Linked DNA regions of Mus musculus: all the other regions are linked to region 1. Evidence: chromatin loops called from intact Hi-C (ENCODE). Cell type or tissue: left cerebral cortex. All regions are shown on one strand.

Region 1 (4,000 bases):
TTCAGACTCAGAAACATAGGTACAAATGCTTAGAGCTCTCCACCAGTGTGCAAAGATATTATTATCAACCTCCCAACTGTCTGGTGCTTCACTTCAAATTTTGGTAAAGAAAAACCCAACCTGCTTCCCTCTTCTGTTTGGAGGTTGAGGCTTGTCCTTCACGTTTCCGCGGAGCACCCCACTTCCCTCCTCCTAACCATTGGTCCCACAGACTGAAATGTCTCAGGGTGGGAAAACCTGTAACAGATGGGGAAGGATCTGGGGGCGTCAGCTGCAGCACAGGCCTACCCCAGCGGGAGTTGGAAGCTAGCCAATGAAATATGGGCGTTTTGTTCCCAGTGCTGCCCAAAAAAGGCGCGGAGAGAGGTTGGAGGCAACCCCCATTTTCATCAAAACGCTCCTTCTGGGGCGCCTGCCTGCGGGAGGGCTCCAAAATTGGCTACTTGGACCTCCAAGTCGCCCTGTTTTAGCCCACATTTCCCAAACCCCGGAAGAGGCGGGTGATTAAAAATGCAAATTGCTTTGCGGGCGACAGTAGGTAGGACCCGGCTGCGAGGCGCTGGGCTGGGGAGATCCCGTGACCTTAGACGCCCTCCGCGCCCCGGATTCGGGAAGGGCCGCAGCCGGCGCTTCCGCCTCCCGGTCGCGGCCGGACAAAGCCCAGCTCCTTTCCCTGGGACCCGAGGGGCTGACCGGATCGGGACGCGCGCCTTCCGCAGGGCCCGCCGTCGCCGCACACAGGTGGTTTTCCGTCCGGGAGGGGCGGCCTCTGCACTTTTATATAACAATAGAACCGAGCGCGCCGGGGATGCGCTCTTGTCGCCGTCGCGGCCCCCGCCGGCCACGCCTCCATCCGGCTCCGGTGCCGCCTCCGTCCTGAGTTGCCTGCGGGTGGTGCCCATGAGACTTCCCAACCCTAACTCTGGAACCATGGGGTCCAGACAGGGACACCTCTGGCTCCTTTTCCGCTCCAGGTCTCTCACTAGGCGACGGTTCCGCGACGGCCTTACAAGCGATCACGGGGTCGTCGCGTGTCCTGCCCCCCCCCCCCCATCCCCCAGAGCAGCAATGCTGCGGCCAAAGCGCAGCGCGCAAGCGCGTTTGGAGCTGCTAGCGTGCTCCTTGCGGGGCCCGGGGACCGCTGCAGCCTAGAAAGGATAGGGGACCGGCCTCTGTCCACAACCGCCACTGTTTACGCTTGAGTTCCCGCAGGCTTGCAGGTCTCCGGGGTGCAGGAAACGTTGGTGAGGCCTGTCGTCCCAGGCACCTAACCTAGGCTGCCTTGCCAGACCGGTTCCTCTTAGAAACCAAACTCTGCTCTTGGCTCCAGATCGTTAAAGGAGCTCGACTCCCCAGGCTCGATGGGTGACCGGTGATGGTGGTGGGGAGCAAGATCTCCGGAACAATGGCTCAGAATGCCCCCACTTCACCGGAGCAGAAGAAAAGTGCAGGGATAGCTGACAAGGTTTTGGGTGCTTACACCACCCGCCCCCCCCCCTCCGCTGCCGCCAAGAAAGTTGAGAAAGCCCGGGGTTGGGGCGCTTCTGGTTTTCTGGACAACCAAACGCTTGTTTGCTTAGTTGCTTTAAAATGTTTCAACAAAACACTAGTTTGTTTCTAGAGATGTTGGATTAGCATTTAACACTTCGTTGGGTCGCTAAAGCCCAGGCAGTCCACCAGTCCCAACACAGCCTCGCCTAAAAGGACATTAGAACAAACAGAACTAGACTTTTAAAAGAGCCAAACAAATGCCACACACGATCTAAAGGAGGACCGGGTTGGGGGTGGGGGAGCAGGGGCGGCGCTATGGCGGGCTTGGATCTAGCGTTAAAGAGAATTAAAAAGGGGGAAAACCCCTCAAGTTTTATTAAGGCTAACTTAAGATTGTAAGCGTCGCGAATAAGGGCTTTTGTGCTTGCTAATTGCACTACTGGTGCGCAAGAGTTAGACGCGAAGTGTGAACTCTAAACAGAAGGAAACACGAGACAACTTTAGTGCCCTGGTTTATGTGCCCTGCTCCTCCTCCACCGCCGCCTCCTCTTCTTTCTCCTTCCTCCCGCCGAGCCCGCAGTTGCAGCTTGTTTGCACTGGGGCTTATCCGGAGCGGAAATTCCTTTCCGTTTTTGTGAATGACAAACTCATTAACAATTCATCAACACAACCTGTTCCAGCCGGCCCGTCCCCACGGCAACAGCCCCTTCCGCAGCGCGCTCATTGGCTGACCGAGAGAATGTATCCATTGAGACGCTGGCTGTTTGTATCCATTGAGGAGCTGCCTCGCACAGGGGGTGTGCTCTCGCGGAGTCCTAGGGACTGTGAGCAAACCCAGTCTTGAATAATCCGGCGAGAAACACCGGGTTGGATCCGAGGTGCAGCCTCAGAGGGAAGGATTAAGAGCCGCTAGACTTTTTTTCTTTTCCCTTTTTCTCCTCTCAGTGGCACGGAGTCCGAATTAATTGGATTTCATTCACTGGGTAGGAACAAAACTGGGCACCTTCATTCAGAGAGAGAGATTCATTGACTCGGAGAGTGATCTGGTGCAGAGGGACCACCGACTTGACTTCTGTGTCGCTTTCCCTAACCGCTAGCCTCGGCTTGGGAAAGGCGAGGCGGAATCAAACCCCGCTCCGAGAGCGGGAGCTTCGCGCAGCGTGCTCGGCCTATGCCTGCCTCGAGGGGCGTCTGCTAGGCACCCCGCCTTCTCCTGCAGCTCGACCCCCATGATAGATACGCTCAGACCCGTGCCCTTCGCGTCGGAAATGGCGATCTGCAAGACGGTGTCGTGGCTCAACGAGCAGCTGGAGCTGGGCAACGAACGGCTTCTGCTGATGGACTGCCGACCACAGGAGCTGTACGAGTCGTCACACATCGAATCTGCCATTAATGTGGCCATCCCCGGCATCATGCTGCGGCGTCTGCAGAAGGGCAACCTGCCCGTGCGTGCGCTCTTCACGCGCTGCGAGGACCGGGACCGCTTTACCAGGCGCTGCGGCACCGACACCGTGGTGCTGTACGACGAGAATAGCAGCGACTGGAATGAGAACACTGGTGGAGAGTCGGTCCTCGGGCTGCTGCTCAAGAAACTCAAAGACGAGGGCTGCCGGGCGTTCTACCTGGAAGGTATGTTGTGCGCCCCGGGTGCAGGGCTCCGGGCTGGGACTGCAGGCTGGGGAAAATGTTAGCGAGGTAGCGATCGCCGCTTGCATTGCGCTTAGGGGAGCTAGCTGGGCCACCGTGGTAGCTTCTCCTTCAAGGGTTAATCAGGCACCTTTCTTTGGGTAGGTGTAGGATTAAGGTTCACAAGAGCTGGAAACGTAGTTCAGGGTGCAGCTTGGCACCTCGCAGCTCCTCGAAATATTAAGAAAAGTAATCTTGTGCATTTCCAGATTCAGGAGAATAAGTGTTCCCAGGGTAAGCAGCGGGTAGTGTTCCTAAAGGTGCGCATTGAAGCGTGCTTCTACCACTGCCGGGGGTTCCTAGGGTGCCTGTCCATAGTGTTCTTTGTGCTTCTCACTAGCTGTAAATTACTACAGCTTCTCCGGTTACAAGATTGCTTTTCTTGTTTCTGGCAGGTGGCTTCAGTAAGTTCCAGGCCGAGTTCGCCCTGCACTGCGAGACCAATCTAGACGGCTCGTGCAGCAGCAGTTCCCCGCCTTTGCCAGTGCTGGGGCTCGGGGGCCTGCGGATCAGCTCGGACTCTTCCTCGGACATTGAGTCTGACCTTGACCGAGACCCCAATAGTGCAACGGACTCTGATGGCAGCCCGCTGTCCAACAGCCAGCCTTCCTTCCCGGTGGAGATTTTGCCCTTCCTTTACCTGGGCTGTGCCAAGGACTCGACCAACTTGGACGTGTTGGAAGAGTTTGGCATCAAGTACATCTTGAATGTCACCCCCAATTTGCCCAATCTGTTTGAGAATGCGGGCGAGTTCAAATACAAGCAAATTCCTATCTCGGATCACTGGAGCCAAAACCTGTCCCAGTTTTTCCCTGAGGCCATT
Region 2 (4,000 bases), 61 kb before region 1:
CCTGAGGCCTGGAATCACAAGCACATGCCACCCCATGCGCAACAGTATTTCTTTTTTTTTTAATAAACAGATAATTATATGTATTTGTGAAGTTTACAGTGATAGTGCATGTGTATAATATAGAATACTCAAATCAAATTAGCTTTTCCATCCCCTTAAACAGCTATTGGTTTTTGTTTTGTTTAGTTTTATTATGCATACTTATTGTTCATGACATTATAAGAGGACATTTTCATGCAAGTGTATATTATACATATTCTCTATATGCTCATTCCCCTGCTATTATTTATTTGGGTGGACACTAACTCAGGAACCAGGCCTCACCACACTATAAAATGTTTGAGTCTCACCCAGCAACACACACAAGAACACAGCTATTAGAAGCAGGGAACTAGGCCATGGTGGCACACGCCTGTAATCCCAGCACTCGAGAGGCAGAAGCAGGTAGGTCTCTGCAAGTTCCAGGCCAGGCTGGTGTTCAGAGCAAATTCCAGGACAGCCAGGCTACGAAGAAAAACTGTCTCACTAAAAAAGGAAAAAGAAAGAAAGAAAAATCTGCCGCTAAAGTTCTGATTGGCTAAGTCTCTGGTGTATGGTTCTCTCCCAGTTGTTCTCAGAGATGTGCAGGGTAACAGCACTGCCTCAGTCTAATGGCCTTTCAGTTCTTTCAGCCAAAGATTAGTGTGATGTCATTTCCAGATGGATTATGTCTAATTTCTCTCCAGGCCTTGCCCCTTGACCTAGGTTGCAGTGTGGCTAACAGTTGTGCCTTCTCCATTCTGGTTTGACATTCGCAGAAGGCAGACAGTTTCATCTTTAACGTTGCCACTTGGTTCCTAGGAACAGCTCAGCGATGGGTTGCTGAATAAAGGAGTGTTCTCACTTGAGACATTTTCAAAACACAGGTCTTCTCTTAGAGCCCAATGCAGTAAAAAGTAGAATGTGTGAACTGGCACAGCCAGGGTAATTTTTTTTTTAGTGTATGTGTATTTGAGAATGAGTGGTCATTACCATACCCTGGTATTTGTTCTATTACTGAGCCCAGTAATCGTCTAGAGGCTTTGAAGCCAGACTCAACCTGGGCCATTCTCTACTAGTCTGACCTGTAGAGAAATATCCACAAATCTTAGTTTCTTTGCTTCTGAAAGGTGAAAATAATTATATACGTTGTTTGCAAAATGGTCTATACAGTAGCCGTTACAGAGAAACTGTTCAATAATTGTGGGCCGTTATTTATACATCTTATCACTGGGCTCCCTTCACAAGTAATATAATTTCCATTGTCACTGGAAGGGGCACAGACTAATATTAAAGAGGTGGAGAGTGAAAGTATAATAGTTAATACTATATTAATGTTTCATTTTTTTTAAGTTCAACAAAAAGAATAAGTACATAAAAGAAATTAGCATCTCATATAAAGAAAACCTTAGGGTGCTGGCCTAAGGCCAGCCATTGAATAACTCCTGAGGAACTGGCCTGAGAATGCTAATGCCTTGATTATAACTAAAGGCTTGGCAAGCACAGGAAGTGGAGGAGGGAACTGGAATGTGAATCAAGTGAGTGTCATTAAGAAAAAGATTTGCCTGCACCTCTTCTTCCCAGCCCTTTGGCTATTTGCAAAACAAATAGTATTTCCTCCAATTTTTTTTTCTCTCTCTATAAAGATAAGCCAGCCGGGATCCTTACCTCACATTTCTTTGCTGGGTGGGAGGAATTTCACACATGCAAGGGAACTGGAAGATAACCATCTGTCTCTAGAAGTCTCTTAACTACCAAAAGGATAAGGTCATCAGAGTACTTGGTGATTTGAGTCAAATTAATCATAATTAGCCCATGAGCAAATTTAATAATAAAACAGAAACTAGATGTTGTTCTGAAGTGATGGCATACCAGCACCACGTGGTATATATATATATATATATATATATATATATATATATATATATATATATATATATATTGTTCCCAAACGGCTTATGCTTTGGTAGCGGGCACGGGTTTTAGATTTCACACAGCAGAGGGTTGAACATTGAACTCTAGGAACATAGTGTGATTGCCTGGCTGTCTCCAGCTATGACTCAACCAGGTAACAATGGCAGCCGGCAGCCTGGGCTTGCTAGGAAAATAGGTCAATAGTTTGTCATGAAGCAGAGGTCACAGTAGGGACAGAGAGGGATAGTGTGCGTGCACGTATTATAAGGGAGGATGGTTTGTGTTTTCCTTGGAGTCAAATGTCAAACATGTTCCTGTTAGAAACAGACATCGTCGCCTGTGTGGTAGCCCAGCACTCAAAAGGCAGGAGCAGCCAGATCTCTGATTTAGAGGCTAGCCAGAGCTGCATAGTAAGCTCTGTTTCCAAAAGCAACTCCCAACTTGAAACTTTTTACAAATGAAAGTGCATTCCAGAACGAGGCAATAAAAGAAATGATCACTGAGAAAGTAAGTTTCAAAAACAAGAGTACGTGAATAAAAATCATGAATAGAATATATATATATATATGTATAATATATATAATTCATACCAAAACTAAGACTGCCAATATCTTTAGAAAGTAGAGTTCAGTTGATATTTGTGATATGAAACTATGCAAAGCTGTTTCTGTGTAAGCTGATTTGGCTTTTTATCAAAGGAGATAAAGATTGGCTACTTTTGTGTTCGGGACCACCGATATAAAGTTAGTTAATATTCTATGCACCATGGATTCTCGGCGTGAGTAGTCAAGTGGTTTTGTTTCTTCCTTTAATGTTTAACAATACAAGAAATGTGAGAAAGGAAACTTAAGTTGTAGTAAATCGAAGTATTTTCAATCAAATTAGACGGGACCAAGTACCTCTCTAAAATTTTAGAGTAGCCATACCTGAGGAAGAGGGCCTAAGAAGAGCAGAGTAACTAACTTTTTGAAAATGAGATTAGTCATTGATCAGAAGAGAAAGCACTTGTTTCACTTCCCGAAATATTTGAAATGTGGTGGCCTTAGAGACCGGCCATGACAGTTATCACTGAAGATTTCCAAGTGGGTGGTGACAAATTGAACTGTAAAATGTTAGTGTTTTAGTCCTGGCTAAAATGTATGCTTTTCATCTACTCTTAGGGGAGGCAGAAGATGCGTGAGCCAGGCTGCCATTGCACTGCCACCCCCACCCCCCACCCCCACCCCCCACCTCTTGGAACTCAGACCCCTGCGCTTGCTAGGCGAGCCTTCTACCGCTGAGCTAACGCACTAGCCCTCTTTAACCCCGGGTCTCATCCTGTATTGTCACACTTAATCCTGCAGACTTCAGGCTTGCGATAAAAAAGGAGAACAGAGGCCAGAAACCTCGGCCAGCACACCCGCTCTCCAGTTCTTCGTCCGGTTGTATCTGAGCTGCCACGAAAAAAGATTAATCCGGAACAGGAGCTGAGGAAAGGGAGGGGAAGAGAGGAAGAGAAGGAGGCAGGCGGATTGGGTGGGGGGAGACCTCCCCCTCTGTCTCTTTACTTCAAACCAAACCCGTCTACTGCTTTTAAAACTATTTCGAAAAATAATTTCGTGTCCACAAAGTAGTACCTGTTAAAAGTTTTGAAATTAAAAAATACTGAGGGGGGGAGGAGGAGGCGGGAAGGCGTGTTTTCTGATGAGACGCTCTTCCGCCTTATTCTGTTTGCCCAGGATCCTCCGGCTGGGGAGACAGGAGAAGGGGAGAGCTCCCTGGGCGAGGCGTGTTTCTCCGGCTGGATGTTGGATTTCAGGGAGCAGTCCAAGGTTGGGACGAAGGACTTTTTTTGCTGAGATGGCTTCAGGATACTTTTGCCTGAATTAGTTCTAATGAAACACTATCCTACCTCAGGTTGTTTCCTCTCCTTAATCCCTGGAGGAAATCCCTTTGCTTTTCAGAGATAAAAAGTTAGTAGAACAAAGAGACAGTCAGGGAAGCGGCTGGGCCTTCGCTATAGAATTTCACTGAAGCCTGTCCAAGCCCCGGGATAGAGCCGGAGGGCTGTACTGTTTATTCCTACACC
Region 3 (4,000 bases), 140 kb after region 1:
TGTTTAGGCCAGTTGCATTCGGTTTTAGGTTTGTAGTAGGTCTCGGGCCTACCTAGTATCAGGTGCTTGGCTGCCCAAGCAGTGTTAGGTATGGGCTCCTTCTCATGGAGTGGGCCATAAACCAAAACAGACATTGGTTGGTTACTCCCACAAGATCTGTGCATCTGCCATGTGCCATCATAGTTTGCAGGGAGCACAGACTGTAAGTCAAAGTTCTGTGACTGCTTTGTTCATTAAAAGAAAAATGGACTAGCTCAATGGGGCATTCTTTATGAAACATATTAATTATGACTTTTCATTGCAAGTGACAGAAATGCAACTTGCAGCTGTGTAGGTGAAAGAAAAGAGTAGTAGAGAATGTAACTGGCTCTGCAGAGTTCTAAAAGCAACTTTTCATCGTCAGATATAATTGTTGTCCCTGTCTGAGTCTTACTGTTGTAATAAGCCCATTCTTTCTAGTTCTTTCTGAACCCTGGCTGGCTGGTTTAAGTCAGCCATCTTGGCTTAAAACTCTTCTCCAAGCTGATTGATTTAAGCTGGCTTCTGACTAAATTGCTCTGCTTGGCCTCAAACTAACTCTGGCAATCTGATCTAATCTTCTGGCTCCTTTTTATTCTCTGGCTCACTCTGTCTTCACCTACAACCTGTCTCTGTAAAATTGTCCCAGTAGAAACTTCTCACCCCCCGCCCCCCAACTTACCTCGCTCCATCCCTTTCTCTCTCAGCTGCTCTGGTAAGTAGCATGTCTTTCCTGTCTCTTCTCATGAGAGTTGGGACTATCCTGTCTTTGACTAATTTTGTCAAATCTTTCTCTGATTTGTCACTTTGTCTGCCCCCTCAATTAGATATCACTTTCAAAAATAGCTGCCTTATTCCACAAACTAAGTTTGCCTTGATTGTTTGTGATTAAAGGTGTTTACTAAGGATGTGTCTGTATTCCAGCCAGAGGGATTAAAGATGTGTCATTCCAGCCGGATCACACAGACACAGAAAGCGTTTGGATGTGATCCCTGATCCCGTCCCAGAGCAGCCGTGCTGTTGGATTAAAATTCTTCTACATAGGGCCACTGGACACAGGGACCCAAGTGATGTCAGGCCTCTTTCTTGTCTAGCCTCATTCTTCGTAACATGTTTGCAGCTAGGACTTTTTCACCAGGTCACCTCTTCTTGCATGCTTTCAGATTAGCATCTTAAGCCTTTGTATCAGAGAGGGGTGGCCCTTTTTCCTGAAGTGCCATCTTTAGTTTGCCCAGAGGGTCCAGCCTCTGATATATGGATCGGTTACTATAATTGATGGCTCCCTGATGTATGTGCTGGTGTAAGGTATAAGCATTTCCCAAAGAAAAGAGAAAAGCAGATGGAACTGTACCTAGGAGGAAAAGACGACCAGAAAGATGAATTAGGCTTATTCATTACAGGACCTAAAATCAAGTATGATGAGTATTGGTCAGGGTTCTTCAGTGAGATACAACCCATAGGAATCATATAGATATAGGTGGATTCATTGACACCGGTGATAATTTATTATAGGTCTTAGTTCATATGATTATAGAAGCAAGAAGTTCTATTATCCACCATCTGTAAGCTGGAGAACCACAGAAGCTATCAATTCCAGAGGCCCAACAACTACAATGCCAGTGATGTGAGTCTCAGTCTCATTTGAAAGGCTTGGGCTTGGGAAGAGAGAAGGCCAGTGGTGGTAGTGCCTGTCCAAGCTTGAGCCTAAGAATCTGGAGGGCAGATCCCTCTGCAGGGAGAAGATGGGTCTCAGCTCAAGTAGAGAGTGAACTCACCATTCCTGTATCTTTTTGTTCCATTAAGGCCTTCAGTAGACTGAATGATGCTGGCCTGCCCTGTTGAGGATGTATTTTGCTTAGCCTTTGCTGATTCAAAGGATAGACTCATCTGAAAATATCCTAACATATTCCCAGAGATATTTTACCAGTGATGTGGGCATCCTTAGCTCGGTTTAGATGGCTCATAAAAGCAATCACGACAATGATATAAAAGGAAACATTTTTTAATAGATATTAAATTAGGAAAAAAAATCCGTAAAGCAGATAACTAGACATCGACGATCCTAAAGTTGGTGGTATGAACTGATGATTTATCTCTGTTAAACTTCTAGCCTTGATGGTGGGAAGAAATCTACACCACTGAATGTTCATTTCACAATGAGGTACAAAACACAAAAGGAAAAAAAAAATCTTGTTTCTCTCACATTCATACCTCACTTTCAAGGCTCAAAATAAAAATGATTTGGCTGGCTTCATATGGAAGAAAGTGTAGTTCTGATGACTCAGTGCAGGCTTTGGATTAAACTCAGCTGCTTCCGGACTCTAGAAAAGGAGCTCCATCTAAGCTTTGCAGTTCTGTGTTCTCTGAAGATGGGATGCCAAGCGCTCAAGTTTCCTACAGAAACTGTGTGAATTCCATCAGTTAAAAGTGTGCCCAAAACTATGGCTCTCGGTAGGCGTCTTGCTGCTCACTTTCCCTTAAATGTATGCCGTTTGCTATCTCTGTAATTTTTAGGTGTTAGTCGTGTTTTTCCTAAAAATATTTCCCTATTACCTTCTGTGAGGTGTAACGGCAATAAGGTTTTCAATGGGGATGGAAGGCCAAAGGCAGAGGGAACGTATATGATGTATTAAACTGGTTATCGAAGAGATCCAGGTCCAGGGCCACTGGGAAAGATTTCCAAGTTAGAGTGGAACAGTGAAATCAGAGAACGCTAGAGTTCAAATGTACCAGCAAAGCCATGGCCCCAGGAAAAGCGAGGGGGTACAGGTGTGTTCTCCTTCCTGGATGGCAGCCCGAGTTTCACTTGCACCAAGCTCTCAGCTTGATGGGTAGTTGAGAAATGAATGAATGACTTGGAAGGACAAGTTAACCCTATCCTTGTCTTACACCAGACATTGTCTTGTTGAGCTCAGGACAAAGTAAATAGAGGACAAGCTAAGAAGTATTCTTGGATTGTCACCAATAGCCTCAAAGGGAAAAACGCCTGAGAAATGTGTGTCTGAGATTGATTGTCTCTTCTGTAGGCTCTTGTGTAGTTGCTTTGTTCAACACTTCATTTTAAATAATTTAATAATACATATTATATAATAATCAACATGGTTTCTATAGCAAAACTATTGATATAAAGCAAGTTGAGAAAAGTTACATGTCCAGTAGAAGAATGGACTTGACCAATTTCTTATCAACCAGTTTAAGCATAAATGCAGCAATGTACTTTGGAGAATTACAGGCCTTGTAGTCTGGCAAGAAATTCTGCTTATGTTCGTTCTTCTTACTGAATTGAGTATGCCAGTGCTTGCTCTCCCTCTGTCCCCCCACCCCTTCTCTCTCTCTGTGTCTGTCTGTGTGTGCATGAGTGTGCGTGTGTATGTGTATTGTGCTGTGTTTAATGTCAGGATTATACTAGCTTTGTAAATTAAGCCAGGAGGATTAGGTCTTTCTGTACATCCTGGAATCCTGGAATTGTTTATATAATGTAGCAAGTATCTATTTCTCAAAAGAATGTAACCACATTGTTATAGGATTCATTGTGAAGATTTGGCTTGGTTTGTGAATGAGTATTTTTTTAAAAAACATCCAATTTATTTCAGGTCTATTAATCTATCCAGTCTGTTGAACTTTTTACATTAACATTTGATTAAATTTCATATTTTGATGAGAATTTAGGAATTAAGACACTGGCACACAGAGTCACTTTTGGAGTATGCTCCCCTTTACAGCAATGAACATTACTTCCTTTCTCCTATTCATGCACCATTTGTAGATATTGAAATGTTTTCTGGCTGAGCCATGGTGAAGCACACCTTTAGTTCCAGCACTCAGAAGGCAGAGGCAGGTGGGTCGCTGAGTTCGAGGCCAGCCTGAGCTACAGAGTCAGTTCCAGGTCAGTCAGGGATACACAGAGAAACTCTGCCTCAATAAACAAACAAACAAACAAACAAACACATTCAACAACAAAAAAAACCAAAACAAAACCAAA
Region 4 (4,000 bases), 160 kb before region 1:
GCCTCTGATCCTCCTGCCTCCACCTCCCCAGGGCTATAGTTACTGATGCCAGGTTGTGTTGATGAGGGCGCTGGGAATACAAGCAAGGGTTTAGTTCATTAGGCACTCTCCAACTGAGCTACATCCCAGTGCCAAGTTCTTGAGGGGAGGGAACTATGTTGGCATTCAGGGGTTTGTTTTGTTTATAACAAAGTTTAGCCCTTGGTGTCAAACATATAACAGATATTTAACATCCACCCATGTGTCAAACTAATACGGTATTGCACTTACATAATTGCTATATAGTGGTTAAGACTAAACGCAAATACAGCGAGGGAACCTGTAATTACTACACTTTTTATTTACACACAACATGTACCTTACCAGTTTATCACGACATTCCACTGCCAAGAAGTTGTGTTCCGTATGTAATTTTCAGCTGAGTCTTTTATGCTCCGGGGCAGGGTTTAATGCTGTTGTTTGTTGTCGAGGGGTATGAAGAAGCATCAAAATGTGGCCTTCCATGTACAAACTGCCACCGACAACATTCTCTAGCTTTGAAACCCTGTTGCTGAAGCACAAATGATAGTATGTGTGGGGAAAAAAAAAAGTCTAAAGTGGGGACCGTTATTGTAACCACGTGGTCTAGAAACTTTAAAGTTTCCAAGTCTTCCGACCACTTCAGGTGTGTGTGTGAGTTTAATAAGGCATATGCAAACAAGCGGTTGAGAACAGAATAAATCAAATAGATAATAGAATACTATTGAATAAAGAAAAACAGGGTGAACATGTGAATAAAATATTACCCATCATGTGCTGCCAGCATTTGTATCTATAGTACGTGCAAAACCAGTAATTGAACACAAGGAACTTAGTCCCGCTCAACGTCCTGTTACTGTCTAGCTTGTGCACCCAAGCTCCCCTCTCCGGAGTAGCCGAGTTGGGCGCCGTTCTCTTTAAGGTGTAATAGAATCCTGATTGCATCGATCACCGACTCTCCTCCGCTTCGCCACCACCGATCACATCTCTCTCTCTCTCCAAGTCCCAACCCGCTTCCCGACAACAACCCGGTAGTCCGCTACCTCCGAAGCTCGCGGGGCTCGCTGTGTGCGCGCGCGGCGGACCCCCCGCGGCGCGCTCCCGCCAGGCTCTCGGCTGTCGGCAGCGCGCGCGCGCGCGGCGTCTCGGGGCTCGTCTGGCCACGCCTGGAGCGCGGGCTTTGATTGGGCCGCCGTTGTTGTAGTGACCGGGAAGCGCCCGCACTCCAGTCTGACGGTTCCGGGCGCCGCACGGTCCCCCCTCGTCCCCACCCCTCCCTGGTCCCCCAAGGCCCCGGGCGCCGTCCGCTCCCCGCATGGCCTCCGGCCTGGTAAGGTCCCCGCCGCTACCGGAGCCGATCATCCTTGGGCGGCGGGACCGGGAGGAGGGGAACCACGCCGAGTCTGGCAGGCCTGGGAGGTAGCCCCGAGACCCGGAGCTCCGCAGCTCGCTCACCTCCCCGGAGCGGGACGCCGTGCCCGGGTTGAGCGGTGAGCGCTGCTCCCGGAGAGATCCCGGCGCTCGGGGCTGAGGCGGAGCTGGCTCCGGGACTCGCCGGCTGGGTTCCCGCGGCGCGCCTGCGTCAGAATCACCAGGGAGGTTTAAAGAGCGCGGGAGGCTTCGGCGAGCATCTGCAGCTCGGTGCGGTGGGCGGGTCCCTCGGCGGCTCGCCCTGGTGCCTGGGCTGGGGGTTCCTCCCGATGGTGGGGACCCCTCCGGATGGAAGCTGGGGCAGTGCCCGAGCCTCTCAGCCGGGTTGTAATGCCCACGCCTCTCTCGCTGCCCGCTGATGCTGCGGGGTCCTCCTCTTCGATCCCGGGGGACAGGCAACGTTGACGTCTGATGTCGAGAGCTGGAATTCTGCACCTGCTTTCAAACCTAACAACTTTCCATCCTAGGAGGATCCGATTCTGGAACGTTCTTTTAAAGGTCACAAAGCTGCCATCACCTCCGCTGACTTCAGCCCCAACTGCAAACAAATTGGTAAGTTGTTTTTGTTTTTGTTTTTCCTTTCTTTCTTCTTTCCTTTTCTGACAGTAACCAAAGCTCACTTGGCAGAAAGCCTTTCTTCCATCCCTGCCTGAGTGAGCCAGGCGCGATGGGATGTACCCGGCCACTCTGGGTCCCTGGGTCTTTGCTGGGTAAGGACTCGACTGGTCCCGGCCTGACAGACAACTTTCGTGAACTAACCACCAGGAGGAGTGAGTGGGAAGGGGAGGGGTTTGTGATCGGCCCGAGGAGGGTGGAGTATTGGCTGGAGAGTTTGTGAAAAGTTCTGAGACGAGCAGGAGGAAGTGGGGACCGACCAGTTGAGCACCACCAGAGGCCGGGGAGCGAGGGGGTCTCAAGTGACCCCTGGGAAACTCCGGTGTCGGAAAGGAGCCGAGCGCCTACATGAAAGGAGGAACCTTCTCGGAAGTTCGCCCCTACCTGAGCCGGGAACTCCAGCTTCAGGATCCGCGGCGCTTTCCCCGCGTGCTGGCTCGGTGGCCGCGTCTACACACGACCCGTGAGGATCCGGATGGCCGTGAGGTGGACCTGGGCAGGCAAGAGCTGCCTGCTGCTGGCCCTTTTAACACTGGCTTATATTCTGGTGGAGTTCTCAGTCTCCACTTTGTATGCCTCTCCAGGAGCCGGCGGTGCCAGGGAGCTGGGGCCAAGGCGGCTCCCGGACCTTGATACAAGGGAAGAGGATTTGTCTCAGCCTCTTTATATAAAGCCCCCTGCAGATTCCCATGCTCTTGGGGAATGGGGGAGAGCAAGCAAACTCCAGCTCAACGAGGGGGAACTGAAGCAGCAAGAAGAACTTATTGAGAGATATGCCATCAACATTTACCTCAGTGACAGGATCTCCCTGCACCGCCACATAGAGGATAAAAGAATGTATGAGTGTAAAGCCAAGAAGTTCCACTACAGGTCGCTCCCCACCACCTCCGTTATCATCGCCTTCTATAACGAAGCCTGGTCCACTCTGCTTCGGACCATTCACAGTGTTTTAGAAACTTCTCCAGCTGTGCTTTTAAAGGAGATCATCTTGGTGGATGACTTGAGTGATAGAATTTATTTGAAGGCGCAACTTGAAACTTACATCAGCAACCTGGAGAGAGTTCGCTTGATTAGAACCAATAAGAGAGAGGGGCTGGTCCGGGCCCGTCTAATTGGGGCCACTTTTGCCACCGGGGATGTCCTCACTTTCCTGGATTGTCACTGTGAGTGTAACACTGGTTGGTTGGAACCACTTTTGGAGAGGATCAGTAGAGACGAAACCGCAATCGTATGTCCTGTCATCGACACTATTGACTGGAACACTTTCGAATTCTACATGCAGACCGGGGAGCCCATGATTGGTGGGTTTGACTGGCGTTTGACCTTCCAGTGGCATTCTGTCCCCAAACATGAAAGGGACAGGCGAACGTCAAGAATTGACCCCATCAGGTCCCCCACCATGGCAGGAGGACTGTTTGCTGTCAGCAAGAAGTATTTTCAGTACCTGGGCACCTATGACACTGGCATGGAAGTCTGGGGAGGCGAAAACCTTGAGTTGTCTTTCAGGGTTTGGCAGTGTGGCGGCAAGCTGGAGATCCACCCATGCTCGCACGTGGGCCACGTGTTTCCCAAGCGCGCGCCCTATGCTCGCCCCAACTTCCTACAGAATACCGCGCGGGCGGCCGAAGTGTGGATGGATGAATACAAAGAGCATTTCTATAACCGAAACCCCCCAGCTCGGAAAGAGGCCTATGGCGATCTTTCTGAAAGGAAGTTACTAAGGGAACGGCTGAAATGTAAGAGCTTCGACTGGTATCTGAAAAATGTGTTCTCTAACTTACACGTCCCCGAGGATAGACCTGGCTGGCACGGAGCCATCCGCAGCATGGGCATCTCTTCCGAGTGCTTAGATTATAACGCTCCCGACAACAACCCTACGGGGGCTAATCTTTCGTTGTTTGGATGCCACGGTCAAGGAGGCAATCAGTTCTTTGAA
Region 5 (4,000 bases), 350 kb after region 1:
TCAGAAGGGCCAGTGCCAGAGCTTGCATGCAGCTTTCAAACCTGAGTCCTAGCTCGCTATCAGCCCTTTCTCCTGAGTCAGACATCAGTCCTTTCTAGAGTCCTGTACATTACCCTAGCTATACAGATGCCTGCTCTTTTGCCTCCATGAAGAGCTTCCATCAACAATGCTCCAATGAAGTGCCTTGAGAGCTGTTTGGCTATTTGCATGTTATGTGCATGATATTGTAAAAATTCCAGTCTTACCCACCTGCCTTCCCAGTGGTGAACCATCATCCTGCTGCTGGGAGCTATAAGTCACACTGCCTTCTTTTCATGTCTGTACTTTGTGAGGAGCTGTGGGCATGCACTCAGGAAGGAGCTCTCTGGACAGAAGGTTATGAGAATGCCTCATCTGCTTAAATGTCACTAGGTCCTCTTGTTATGCCCTCTTTCTGTGGGAAAACCAGAAGAACTCGAGAATTTCGAAGTCCACTGCAATTTGCAAAAGGGTCCTTTTATTTAGCTCGGGTGCTTTAACACTTGAAGAGTTAGAAAGTCTTTGAAAGCTAAGGGTGAAGGGGAGGGGAAGCCGGTTAGGTGAGTCTTAACTCAGACATGATACCATTTAGTAGGGCAGAAGTGCAAGGCTGGGAGGGGGACTAAAGAGTATCTTTTGTGGGGCTATCAGGAACTAGTTTTATGGCTGGCCATAAATGTCTGTGACCACTGATTACCTCTTTTCTATGATTTAAGCGTGGGGACCCTAATCTCTTTTCTTCAAGGATAGGCACCAGCTGCACCTGGTTATCTAGGAGAGTGCTGGCCCTGGAGCCACCGAAGCTGAGGAGCTTTTATTTGTCTTACTCAGGCTGTCACTCTCGACTCCTTGAGTCCTCTTGGAGTGGCTAAGGAGATGGAATGAACCCCTACATTTGATGCAAGGGGGTAGGAGGATCAAGGCTTCCAAGGGGCAGTGTAGAGGCAAATGGCAGAAGTAAGCCTTCTTCTCAGGGAAAGACCCTAGGGGGAAGGAGGACTTCTGCAGGAAGGTGCAGGAGCAAGCCATCTGTGCACCTCAGCCTCTCAGGCTGCTGTGCTAGTAAAAAATTCTACATGCTTCTCAGTACCTGGTGGTTTTTTCTATGTCCCTATTTGCCAACGCATATGTAACATCTTAGAAGTTTGGGCTTTCGTGTATTTCCCTTTGCATAATTCCTAAACGTTTTCCAATGCGAATTCTTCCTTATATGATTACGATCGTGAACAAGTTTGCTCTCCAGAACAGATTACCCTCAGTACACATGTGCCAATACAGGCAAGCAATTACACGTGCATACACAGATGCACACACATATACCACTGGCCTGTTTTCCTTATACATGCAAAGTATGCAGAAAGCTCTTTTCCCCCCGACAGACCTCTATCCACCTACCTTCTTTTCTTCATCTCCACTCAAACCTAGTGAGAGCTTGTTCCCCTCTTTCCCCCAAGTTCTACTGAATCCTGCTAACATGGAAAAGCATGGTCTGGTTTAATGGATATGAATATATGTTTGCAGTAGAAAAATGAGTTTTTTTTTAAAAAAATCAGATGATGAAGCTGCAAAATATAACTAACTGTAGGCAACGTGAACGAGCAGAAGAGTGGTACCCAAACTGACTTAGCTGAGTCCATTGTCTATGAACCCAGCCTATTCATGGCAGATGATGGAACGCCATCTGCTGGGTGCCTTGTTATTACTGGTCTCCAGACGTGTCTCTACTCTGCCACCTAGTGGCCTACCCTGCTGCTGCAGCACACACTTGCTCAGAAAGAAATTCAGGATTTAAACTGACATCCACTACTAACTAACCCCGGCAGCTCCCTTGAGATTTATAGTAAAGGGATTTCTTTCATCTACCCCGGGGTTTATGAGGGTAGGAGGATAATGTTTGGAGGTGTAACAAAATCGTCTCTAAATCTTACCGATGCAGTTCATACAGTATTAGTGTTGATTCATTGTTAAGGATCACTGTCATCTGTTGTTCAAGAACACTAACAAACCATTGATTCTGAGAAATGTGTTTAAACCTTAAAGGTAAATAATAAGTTAAAATGTATGCTTTCCTCCTCTCTATGGGGCTCCGTATGCCTCTCTGGGAACTTTTTGAGGTCTTCGTATTTTAATGTTGTATCCAGTTTGTCACACAGGCCCAATGGCATTAGAATAATCCCTCTGTGTCCCAGGGTATTGGTTCCAGGGCCAATCTACCATTATGTTGTTCTTTTTATATAAAATGGCATAGTATTTGCATATTAACCTGTGTAATCCTCCATCATGCTTAAAATCACTCTCAAGTAATTTATAATACTTAATATGTACAAATGCTATGTAAATAGTTGTCCTAATGCAATAAAGAAAAAGTCTCAGCCGGGCAGTGGTGGCGCACACCTTTAATCCCAGCACTTGGGAGGCAGAGGCAGGCAGATTTCTGAATTCGAGGCCAGCCTGGTCTACAGAGTGAGTTCCAGGACAGCCAGGGCTACACAGAGAAACCCTGTCTCAAAAAGACAAAAAGAAAAAAGAGAAAGTCTCTTTATGTGTGCTCAGTACAAAAGCAATAATATTTGAATACAATAATATTTGAATAAATACAATAATGTTCGAAGGTTGGCTGTGGCAATGCATGCCTGCAGTCCCAGCGATCAGGAGGCAGAAGCAGAGGATTCATTAAAATTTGAGACTAGTCTGGGCTCTCTAGGGAGTTCCAGAACAATTAGTCCTAGAAAACAAAAACAAAACGAACGGAGAACAGAAACATAATCCTCGTTTGTTTCGGTCTATCCATGTGGACATCAGGAATATGCAAGGTTACCCATATTCCATAAATATTTGTTGAGTGAGTAAAATAATTAACTTCTACCTATATGAATTGTGATTTAGTGTCAAGGAGACCAGATAAAGACTCCATTTCTGATATCAGACAAGAGTGTAATGGACTTCAAGCTTATAGATGACAACGTGAGCGAATGATATAGGAGATGAAGCATTTCAGATAATGTAAGCTAAAATAGAATGGCATTTGCTAGTTAAGATCATAAATCACTGGCCTTTTATCTTTCTAAATTTTAAAAGTTGTTTTTACACATTTACATGTAAAATACACAGGAACACATGCAAAAATATACAGAGCTACATATATTAAAAAGTAAGTATGGGTTTAACAAATATAAATGGTGTAGTTTTGATGGAATTCCTTGAGTTCAAGTTTTCTTGGTACGTAATGTGTGTAGGAGGTCATTTTGTGACATAGTCAGAAACCTAGAGAACTTTGCTTAGCACCCTGTCTTGGCTAAGGTTTCATGGCTGTGAAGAAGACACTGTGACCAAGGCAACTCTTATAAAGGAAACCATTTAATTGAATCAGTCCATTATCATCATGGCTGGGAGCATGGCAGCATGCAGGCAGATCTGGTGCTAGAGGAGCTGAGATTTCTACACCTTGATCTGAAGGCAGTAGAAGGAGATTGTGTGTCATACCGGGCAAAGCCTGCCTCCACAGTGACACACTTCCTCCAACAACGCAACACCTCCTAACAGTGCCACTCCTCGTAGGCCTATGGAGCCAATTACATTCAAGCTATAATAAACCCACAAAGCTGTCCACAGTATACATGTCTCACAGAGCTAAGATATTTCATCTTTTGTTCTTACAATCCTGCCTATCCACTCTTGTTTTTTTCTTTTCTTCTTTTTTTCTCTTCCTCCTCCACCACCACCTCCTCCTCCTCCTCCTCTTTCTCCTCCTCCTCCTCCTCTTTCTCCTCCTCCTCCTTCTCCCCCTCCCCTCCTCCTTCGAGATAGGATTTCTGTGTAGCCCAGGGTTGTCGTAGAACTCACTCTGTAGACCAGGCTAACCTTGAACTTACAGAGACCCTCCTGCCTCCACCTTTCGTGTGCTGGGATTAAAGGCATGCGCCACCACAGCCCGGTACAATCCTTGACTGTTGTCCTCAGTGCACATGTTTCTCTCGGTTAT
Region 6 (4,000 bases), 270 kb after region 1:
ATCGAGGATCTTCAATTGATCCCATGTCAATCAGAATTCTCAATGTCTAGATGTTCATGTCCCAGGGGATTCTATATTCTATCAAGGAGGAAACGCACGGAAACCTGACCTGCTTTTTTTTGGTTGCCCACATACGATTCACCGTTTTTAAAAATAATTATTCCTAGACCCTGATCTCTGTCCTATTGGATCAGAATCTCCAAGGATTTGGAGAGGAAATTGGTAATTTTATGTAACTCTTCAGGTTTTTGACAATCAGGTGTCACATTCCAGAGATTACCTCAAGAGACTATTCTATCCTTAAGCAGAAAGAATCTTACATCAGAGCTTTCAAATTTGAGAATTCTTTATATATGGTGACTGGATAGACTATATTTCTTTATATCAGATAGCCAGATAGAAAATATATCGCTTTAAGAACATACAGATTAATGGGGTGTATATCTTCTGAATAAAAACATCTCTCATGACTACACTGACATTTTTTGGATAGATTTTTCACCCAGTGTGTATTCTGAGTGGAAAATTTGATTTAGGAATCTTCTTTGAGCATGATGATGCAATTTTATGGTTTATCTATTTGGACAGCTAGACTCCAGCTGAGCCTGAGGCTTCTAGACTACAAAAAGCATCCAGTTGGGCAGCAGCTTAAAACAATATGTGATACTCAAGAGACTTGGAGTGATTTATTGGATATGCTCAGTGAATTAAGAAATGAGAATTTCTTGTCTTGACTACTCTAGTTTATCTTGGATATTAGCCAAGTTTCTGTCTATCTGTCTGTCTCTCTGTCTCTGTCTCTCCCCTCACTTGGTAATGTCTGTCTATGTGTTTCTGTCTCTCTGTCTTCTCACTTGGTGAGACAGAGTCAATTGCAGAAAAAAATATTGATTTTTGTAATTGTTTCTATCTTGGTGGCCATTATTAGGGGCTAGCACTAAAATAGAAGCCCACACACACCCAAATTGGCAGAGTAATAACTCATTTAGTGCTCATGACCAGGAGGCAAAATATGTTAAGAGAGAGAACACAGAGAACCATGGGTCTTCAAGGCTTCTGAAGGAGCTAGTAAAATACCAGTGGTTTAGTAATAGATGGAGATCAGCCAAGAGTGTGCAGTAAACCCACTCTGCATAAAAAAGGCAGGCAGCAGCTTGACATAACTGCTGTCACCAGCCTTGAAGAAACAATTGAAGAATTGAAGAATTGAAGAAACAAGTGTGCCTGCCACTCAAATGCTTATCAGAGTCCTTTCTGAGCATTCTCACTGCATAGTCACCTTTTTTTTTTGTTTTTTTTTGTTATTGTTAGTTTTTGTTTGTTGTTTTCTTTTCCTAGATAGGGTTTCTCTGTTTAGCTGGCCTCAAACTCAGAGATTCTACTGCCTCTGCCCCCCAAGCACTGGGATTAAAGACCTGCACCACCTCCGCAAATAACTTCTCAGTTTCCAGGCCTGGCTTCCACTTTGTCGTATTGAGCTGTTAACATGCAGTTCCACCGGAGACTGTTAATTTAAAACTGCTGAAATACCAGGAATTTGTATGGGGGTGGGGACACATCTTTAGTTAAACACGAGTCCCATCAATCAGACAGTCTAGTCATGAGGGGAAAGGCTGGTGGGGTTCTTTTCAGACAGAAAACAACGAAGACCAGTGAGAAAAGCTGAAAACAACGAAGAAAAGCTTCGGTGTGCTGGTTATGTTGGCTTTCAGACAGGCAATGCCAGAGTTTTGCTTTTTAGAAAGGAACCTTTTCAGGCCTTTCAGGAGGCTTACACATCACAAACATACCCGTATTAGCAATGTGATTGTCATAAAGCAGAGATTTCTCCTTTCTCCAGGGGGCCTACAGTTCTCCTTACAGCCTGTTCTGCTGGTTAGGGGAGGAGTTTAATCATGATGATGGACAAACGCGCACATTTGCAACCTCTTTCTCGGCTCTTTTTCTTTTTTCCCTTTAGGGAGAGAAGTTTATCTTTTCCTGTCTCTTTATGTCCCCATGAATCAAAGTGTATGGAAATCAATGTGTCACGGATGAAGTTTCCCAAACTTCAAAGACCAGGCAGGTGCCCTTGAGCACAGAAGGAACAGCCTGCCACCCAAATGGTCCCAAGCATTCCCTCCCCCAACCTTGTTTCCCCTAAGCAGGCAGATCCTGGGTTGTTCAGGGTGTTCTGAGGGCATTTGGGAGCTAAAACAGATGTCTTAACATAAGTGTTTCTTCCCATTTAGAGGAAGAATACGAGAACAGCGTGGGTTGTTCAACTTGTGTGTTTGGAGATGGAAGGCTACTGGAAGCTCTGCCAAACCCTTTCTTCCCTCAGGCTCCCATTTACCCTGGGATGGACCAACCAGCTTTTAAGCCTGGCCTTGGATATCACGTTTTGACAATGGCTCACCCTGCTGGGCATCTGCTTTTCTGTTTTTGATTATAATTCCTTTGAGCCCTTTGACTATATAGGCTCTGAGATAATGAGAAATCAGGATCAGTGAGGATTGAAAAAAAGGAGGGTACCATTGTATATATAACATAGTGTATATGCTATATTTATATACATTGTACAGTACAATACAATATTTATATACAATATAATTTATATTATAATTATACATAATATAATATAATATATTTACACAACATAAATAATCAGCATGCATATACATAGATACCTATGGTATACAAAAGTATACCTACCCTACAGATAAGCAGATTCTCACATGTCTACATATACATGTGATATTTATTATATATTAGTTATTAGCTATGTGTTATATATACATATATATATATATGTGAATGCATATGTTCTATAGCCTTTTGTATCTTCTTGTACTTCTTTTTTCTTCTCCTCTTCTTTTTCCACACAGAACTGCTGAGATTAAAAGGGAATTCCCAGCCTTCTTTCTGACAGGATGAGGAGGCCAGACAAGTGAGCTCTGGTGATTCTCATGAGTGCAGAGCTGAGACCGGAGACCTCCAGGAAGCTTCCTTGCTGGAGAAACACTGCAGACTCTTGTCTCAGGCACTCCCGAAAGGGTGGGCTTGCTGCCTACAAGATTGAGGAAGCCAGCTTTGGCTTGGCCTGAATTCACGGACATCTTCTCCTGGATATCTCCAGGGCTTTTCTACCTCCAGCTGCGTTTACTAAATGCACAATGCACTCTTCTTTCAAGCCCATGAAGGGGTGGATGTTGGGATGCTTCATTTAGTATCTAGCTCACTTTCATGCCGTAGGAAGTATCTCCCTTTGTATTTGAAAATAGACTTTTCCCTTTCATGGTGGGGCTGGAGGGAGAAAGGGGGACATACTTTCTCCAGCAAAAAGGTGCCAGGGAAGCTACCTATATGTGAGGAAAAGGAAATAGAAGTGATATTTAAAATTACATTTAGGTAGTACTTGTGTGGATTATGAAATACTGAATGCATAAAGCTAAGTATTGCCTGCATTTAAGAACTGACTCCCTCTGTGGATTCACCATGTGGGAGAGACAGTGACCTGAGAAAAATTAAGTATAGTCCACTTTTGGTATTTCCATTAAGTGACCACCCCCCGGTGTCACTAAATATGACAGATCTGGGTAATTCTCTTGTATGCTTTCCCTAGAGCCTTTTACGTCCTTTCCGTGGGTTGGCTTGTCATCCCTGGTGATGTAAGAGCCGGGAAAAAGCCATTCACTGTGTAAGTTGAACACCACAGATGTTCCCTGCTTGTGTCCTGATTTTTCAGACGTAAATCTCAATATTCTGGAAGGCTCGATAGGAAGTTCTGGGAAATAATTACCGAAGGAAAGAAGTTTTAAAACAATGGCCAGTGCAGACAAATGTACAATGTAAACAAACCAAGTCTCCCGTGCACTTCCTTTTCAGCCATAAATACATCTTTTCCTCTTGAGGTGGGGGGTCTTACTGGTTCCCTGTCTACAGTGTCCTTGGCAGAGTTAGTTTACACTCCATCTAGCCTTCCCTTATAGACTTGGCCTTCCAGTCATCCATTTGAGAG
Region 7 (4,000 bases), 100 kb after region 1:
TATTATTTTTTAACATAGGTGTCTCAGGTTAGCCTGGAACTTACTCTGTATTGAGGCTGGTCTTGAACTCCCAATTCTCCTGCCTCTATTATCAAGGGTATTATTATAAGGGTGTAGCATGATGCCCAGTTCTAAGTTCCCATCTTTTTGGTGAACCTTTGTACTGATAGGCAGAGCTCTAGCTCTAAGGAAAAATGAGAGGAATATGCAGGTGGGGTTCATATCCTCCCTTCAAGAAGTCTACCTCTTGTCTGCTTCTATGATGCTGGCCACTCTGGGTTTCAGGAGAGCCTGAGGTAGGACTCTAATTTGGGCAGCTGAGTATTCGGCATGCTTCAGTGCAGTGGCAACATAATAACTGACAGGGAAATTCTCCTTTGGAAAAAGAGGCGAGGCCAAGACTGTCCAGTCACTAGGCTCTGGCGGTCCCCAAATCCTGTTGGAGCAGAATTAAGGAAGACCTCTGGTCCCAGGAGAGGAGAGACTCTCCTGGTCAGCATCTGGAAGCTGTTGGTGTTACCTTCAAGGAGGAGCTGTCTCCTTGCATTAGCAGTTCTGGTTACATCGAAAACAGGTCCTGGGCAAGTGCCTGCTTTCTCAGCCTCTTTTGGGCAGGTGGAAGATTTGGGTTCCAGGGGTTGCCTTAGGGCTTGACTGGACACAGGCTTGGCTTGTGGATTCAGTTCTTGCCCCAAATTAATAATGTATTAAAATAAATGTGGTATATTTGTTTCTGGTTAGTGCCTCTGAGTATATAAGGCAATGGCAGTCTGCCTCCCTCTCTCTCTCTCTCTCTCTCTCTCTCTCTCTCTCTCTCTCTCTCTCTCTCTCTCTCTCTCTCTCTCTCTCGTTTTTAGGCTTTGATTTTCCCTTCCTGATCCGTGATCCTTGAGCTGGGCTTGCTATTCTGCCTCACTGTGTTAGCTTTCTTATTAAAGATCAGTCGACTGGGCTGCTTAGACAGTGGGGATTTATTTCCATTCCGTCCTTCTTTTCTTTTCTTTTCTTTTCTTTTCTTTTCTTTTCTTTTCTTTTCTTTTCTTTTCTTTTCTTTTCTTTTCTTTTCTCTTCTCTTCTCTTCTCTTCTCTTCTCTTCTCTTCTCTTCTCTTCTCTTCTTTTCTTTTCTTTTCTCTTCTTTTCTCTTCTTTTCTCTTCTTTTCTTTTTTTTTTTTTAGACACTTAAGATTAAGGTGCCTGCAGATTTTCTCCTGAGCCCTTGCTTCTTGGCTTGTAGAAACCAATCTCTTCCTGTGGGTTCAAATTGTCTTCACTCTGTTTGCCTGTGACTTGGTTCCTTCTCCTTTAACACCAGTCATATTGGATGAAGGTCTATACTGCGGCCCCATTTGAATTTAATGCATCTTTTAAAAATAGGAATTCCAAATCCAGTCCCTTCCTGAGATACAGAGGTTGTAGCATCGTGTTAGCTACCCTTCTCAGTGCCATGGTGAAACACCTAGCAAAAGCAACCTAAGGAAGGAAGAGTTTATTTTAGGAAGGAGGGGCTTGTAGTTTGAATGCATGATGTATGACTATAGATATCATGACGGCAGGAGTGCAAGGGAGTTGGTCCCATTGCGTCTGCATTTGGAAAAAAGAATGGGATGTCTTACCCACTTTCTCTTATGACACAGCCCAGGACCTGAGTCCACAGGACAGCATCACACAGAAGCCCTGTTGGTATGACTCCTAGAACTCTCCATCCTACCACATTGACAACCAACAGTATTTATCACAGGTATGGTCATGAATGAGGATGGGCACAGTTCAACCCACGAAACTACCCTTCTGATATGCATAGAACAGGCTTGGATAGGACCATCTCACAGAAATGGCTTTATCCAAGCCCGTTCTCTGTATAAATCGTTAAGACAGAAGCTAGAAGTGGAATTTTTCCCTTGCTAAGTCTATGGATTCTCTCTATAAAGAGCTCAGTGTGAGAACAGGGAAAAATGAGCAGTTTTTTTTTTTCCATCCTTAAAAGTCTCCAGATGTAATACACTGCTCCAAGAACGTGGGCTGCAAACCCTGGGCAGATTGTGTCCACTGCCATTTCTGAATGTTCTTAGCTATACCTGTAGCTTCTCTTTCACAAGTCTTTACTAAGAAGGGCAAGAGCCAACCTTCTCTATTGTTGTAACATGTGACCTAGGTACAAAGGCTAGCTCAGTGTGGGGAAGTATAGCAGGAGCTAGTTTGAGTATAAAGCATAGGGCTCCAGATGGCTGGCTGGCTGTTGGTTGTGTATGGTTGCCACTTGACGCCCCACTCAGATGCTAGTGCTACGCTTTAAGGGGGATAGGACTAACCGTTTCTTAATTTAGGAGTCTTCTTTCTGCCTCCGTGGAAAGCCCAGCTGCTGGCAAGCCAGAGCTGACATGGTGGGCCTCCGCTCCTTGTATTTGAGGTGCAGATGCTTCTAACCTTCTCCTGTACCATTTTGTGGATGTGCCTTTTATTGCTGTGTCCCCTGTTAGCGTTGCAGGTATCACTTTCCTATTCCAAGGATCTGGGTGAATAAAAGTATCTTAGTTAGGATTTCCATGGCTCTGACGCAAAGCAACTGTGACCAAAGCAACTCTTATAAAGGACGTTTAATTGGGACTGGCTTATAGGTTCAGAGGTTCAGGCCAATGAAATCATAGAAGGAAGGATGGCAGTGTCCAGGCAGACAGACATGACACTGTAGGAGCTGAGAGTTCTACATCTTGTTCTGAAGGCAGACAAGAGAAGACTGACTCCCATGTGGTTTGGAGGATCTCTTGCCCACCCCCACACTTCCTTTTGAGAGGCCAAGCCTACTCCATCTTGGAACTGGCCCCCATCTTTAAAAAAAAAAAAAGGTGTAAGAACTTGACCCACAGCTAAACCCAAGCTATACCCAAGTACCAGGAAGAACCCCACGGCTTGTCCTTGGCCTGAGTTACTCCATAGCTACTTCCTAGCAACAGTAAATCAGAGATTAGTCTGGTTGTTTCAGATGTGCTTTCGGGCCGTTTGTGATTGTATACAGTCTTGCTTCAGAGCACCCACCTGTCGGCTTACAGTAGTTATTCTATTAGATAACTGCCAGACTGGCTACCCTCTCACTTAACTTCTGTTCCCTACGAAACCTTGTCCTGCTGAGGGTTCCAGGCTGCTCCACCTTCCTCCTGTGTCAGGGTTGGTGGGGAGCTGAAGCTGGAGCTTAAATTAAGAGACGCTAATGTGATTACATCGGAATCGGCTCTTTGGTGGTCTTTTGGGGGTTCTTGAACGTTTCCTGGCACAACCCTTTAATAAGGCCACACCTATTCCAAAAAGGCCACACCTCCTAATAGTGCCACTACCTGAGCCAAGCATAATCAGTCCACCACAAAAAGGAATAAGGAAGGGGTCATTTTCCTTTAAAACGATATCAAATTATACTCATATTCTATAATTGCTTTTAATTGGGAAGGATTCAGGGTTACAGGAGTATATTTGGGCTGGGTAATTCTATTATTATTGTTGTTGTTTTGTTTGTTTGTTTGTTTGTTTTTTAGACAGGGTTTCTCTATATAGCCCTGGCTGTCCTGGAACTCACTCTGTAGGCCAGCCTGGCCTCAAACTCACAAATCCACTTGCCTCTGCCTCCCAAGTGCTGGGATTAAAGGCATGTGCCTCCACTGTCTGGCTTGGGTAATTCTTGAGACATCATTTTAGATAATAATGATAAAATAAGGGGGACTAAATTCAAGAAGACAATGGAACTCTCTCCTACAAATAGGAACATCTGTTCCTACGTCCTGTCCGAAACCCTTCCCACTTGCTTCAGCTACAGAAGAGTAGCTATTGGTGTTCCTAGAAACAGTGAGATGGCCAATCCTGGGCCAGCTTGACTACAGTGACTAATGCCCAGGGAACTGGTAAAGTACAATTCTGGGTGTGTCTATGAGAGTGTTTCCAGAGATTTTCTTATGGGGGAATGTGGAAAATTGATGTCGAATAATACAAACATACAAACTTGATTCCTCTTGA

What was found. Hi-C counts contacts between places; a loop is a spot of excess contacts. Peaks named below come from ENCODE experiments on the same cell type or tissue, not always from the same donor. Only the 100,000 strongest peaks of a DNase experiment are listed, where the experiment ranks them.
Region 2: a loop joins it to region 1, with 2.1 times the contacts of the local background. A loop is called at or near these places in 21 of 42 quality-filtered maps.
Region 3: it touches region 1 in a loop (2.2-fold over the local background); 9 of 42 quality-filtered maps call a loop at or near these places.
Region 4: a loop joins it to region 1, with 3 times the contacts of the local background. A loop is called at or near these places in 3 of 42 quality-filtered maps.
Region 5: a loop joins it to region 1, with 2.8 times the contacts of the local background. A loop is called at or near these places in 7 of 42 quality-filtered maps.
Region 6: a loop joins it to region 1, with 2.2 times the contacts of the local background. A loop is called at or near these places in 8 of 42 quality-filtered maps.
Region 7: it touches region 1 in a loop (2.2-fold over the local background); 2 of 42 quality-filtered maps call a loop at or near these places.

The regions. Positions count from the first base shown.
Region 1 is chr10:99,260,972-99,264,971 of GRCm38, forward strand. Dusp6 (dual specificity phosphatase 6) reads left to right here and starts at 2,260. Exons shown (of 3, transcript NM_026268.3): 1 at 2,260-3,120; 2 at 3,573-4,000. The coding sequence starts at 2,721. In left cerebral cortex, CTCF peaks have their summits at 884 and 2,091; DNase peaks (open chromatin) are centred at 322, 820, 1,259, 2,181 and 3 more places; H3K4me3 peaks cover 4,000 bases; H3K27ac peaks cover 3,855 bases.
Region 2 is chr10:99,200,439-99,204,438 of GRCm38, forward strand. No RefSeq gene overlaps it. Among named protein-coding and RNA genes, the nearest start is that of Gm34574, 30 kb to the right of the region's middle. In left cerebral cortex, no CTCF peak of the experiment used is centred here; a DNase peak (open chromatin) is centred at 1,572; H3K4me3 peaks cover 656 bases; H3K27ac peaks cover 312 bases.
Region 3 is chr10:99,397,927-99,401,926 of GRCm38, forward strand. No RefSeq gene overlaps it. Among named protein-coding and RNA genes, the nearest start is that of Gm34983, 60 kb to the right of the region's middle. In left cerebral cortex, no CTCF peak of the experiment used is centred here; a DNase peak (open chromatin) is centred at 2,344; H3K27ac peaks cover 1,659 bases.
Region 4 is chr10:99,105,876-99,109,875 of GRCm38, forward strand. Poc1b (POC1 centriolar protein B) reads left to right here and starts at 1,207. Exons shown (of 12, transcript NM_027740.7): 1 at 1,207-1,348; 2 at 1,917-2,001. The coding sequence starts at 1,334. Galnt4 (polypeptide N-acetylgalactosaminyltransferase 4) reads left to right here and starts at 2,260. Exons shown (of 1, transcript NM_015737.4): 1 at 2,260-4,000. The coding sequence starts at 2,540. In left cerebral cortex, a CTCF peak has its summit at 2,214; DNase peaks (open chromatin) are centred at 955, 1,177, 1,562 and 2,234; H3K4me3 peaks cover 2,591 bases; H3K27ac peaks cover 1,926 bases.
Region 5 is chr10:99,614,271-99,618,270 of GRCm38, forward strand. All of the region lies in intron 1 of Gm20110 (predicted gene, 20110), which reads left to right. Among named protein-coding and RNA genes, the nearest start is that of Gm20110, 7.1 kb to the left of the region's middle. In left cerebral cortex, a CTCF peak has its summit at 1,740 (motif pointing left); DNase peaks (open chromatin) are centred at 1,256, 1,713 and 3,531.
Region 6 is chr10:99,530,650-99,534,649 of GRCm38, forward strand. No RefSeq gene overlaps it. Among named protein-coding and RNA genes, the nearest start is that of Gm35035, 72 kb to the left of the region's middle. In left cerebral cortex, a CTCF peak has its summit at 2,388; DNase peaks (open chromatin) are centred at 2,245, 3,099 and 3,648.
Region 7 is chr10:99,362,119-99,366,118 of GRCm38, forward strand. No RefSeq gene overlaps it. Among named protein-coding and RNA genes, the nearest start is that of Gm34921, 93 kb to the left of the region's middle. In left cerebral cortex, no CTCF peak of the experiment used is centred here; a DNase peak (open chromatin) is centred at 2,172.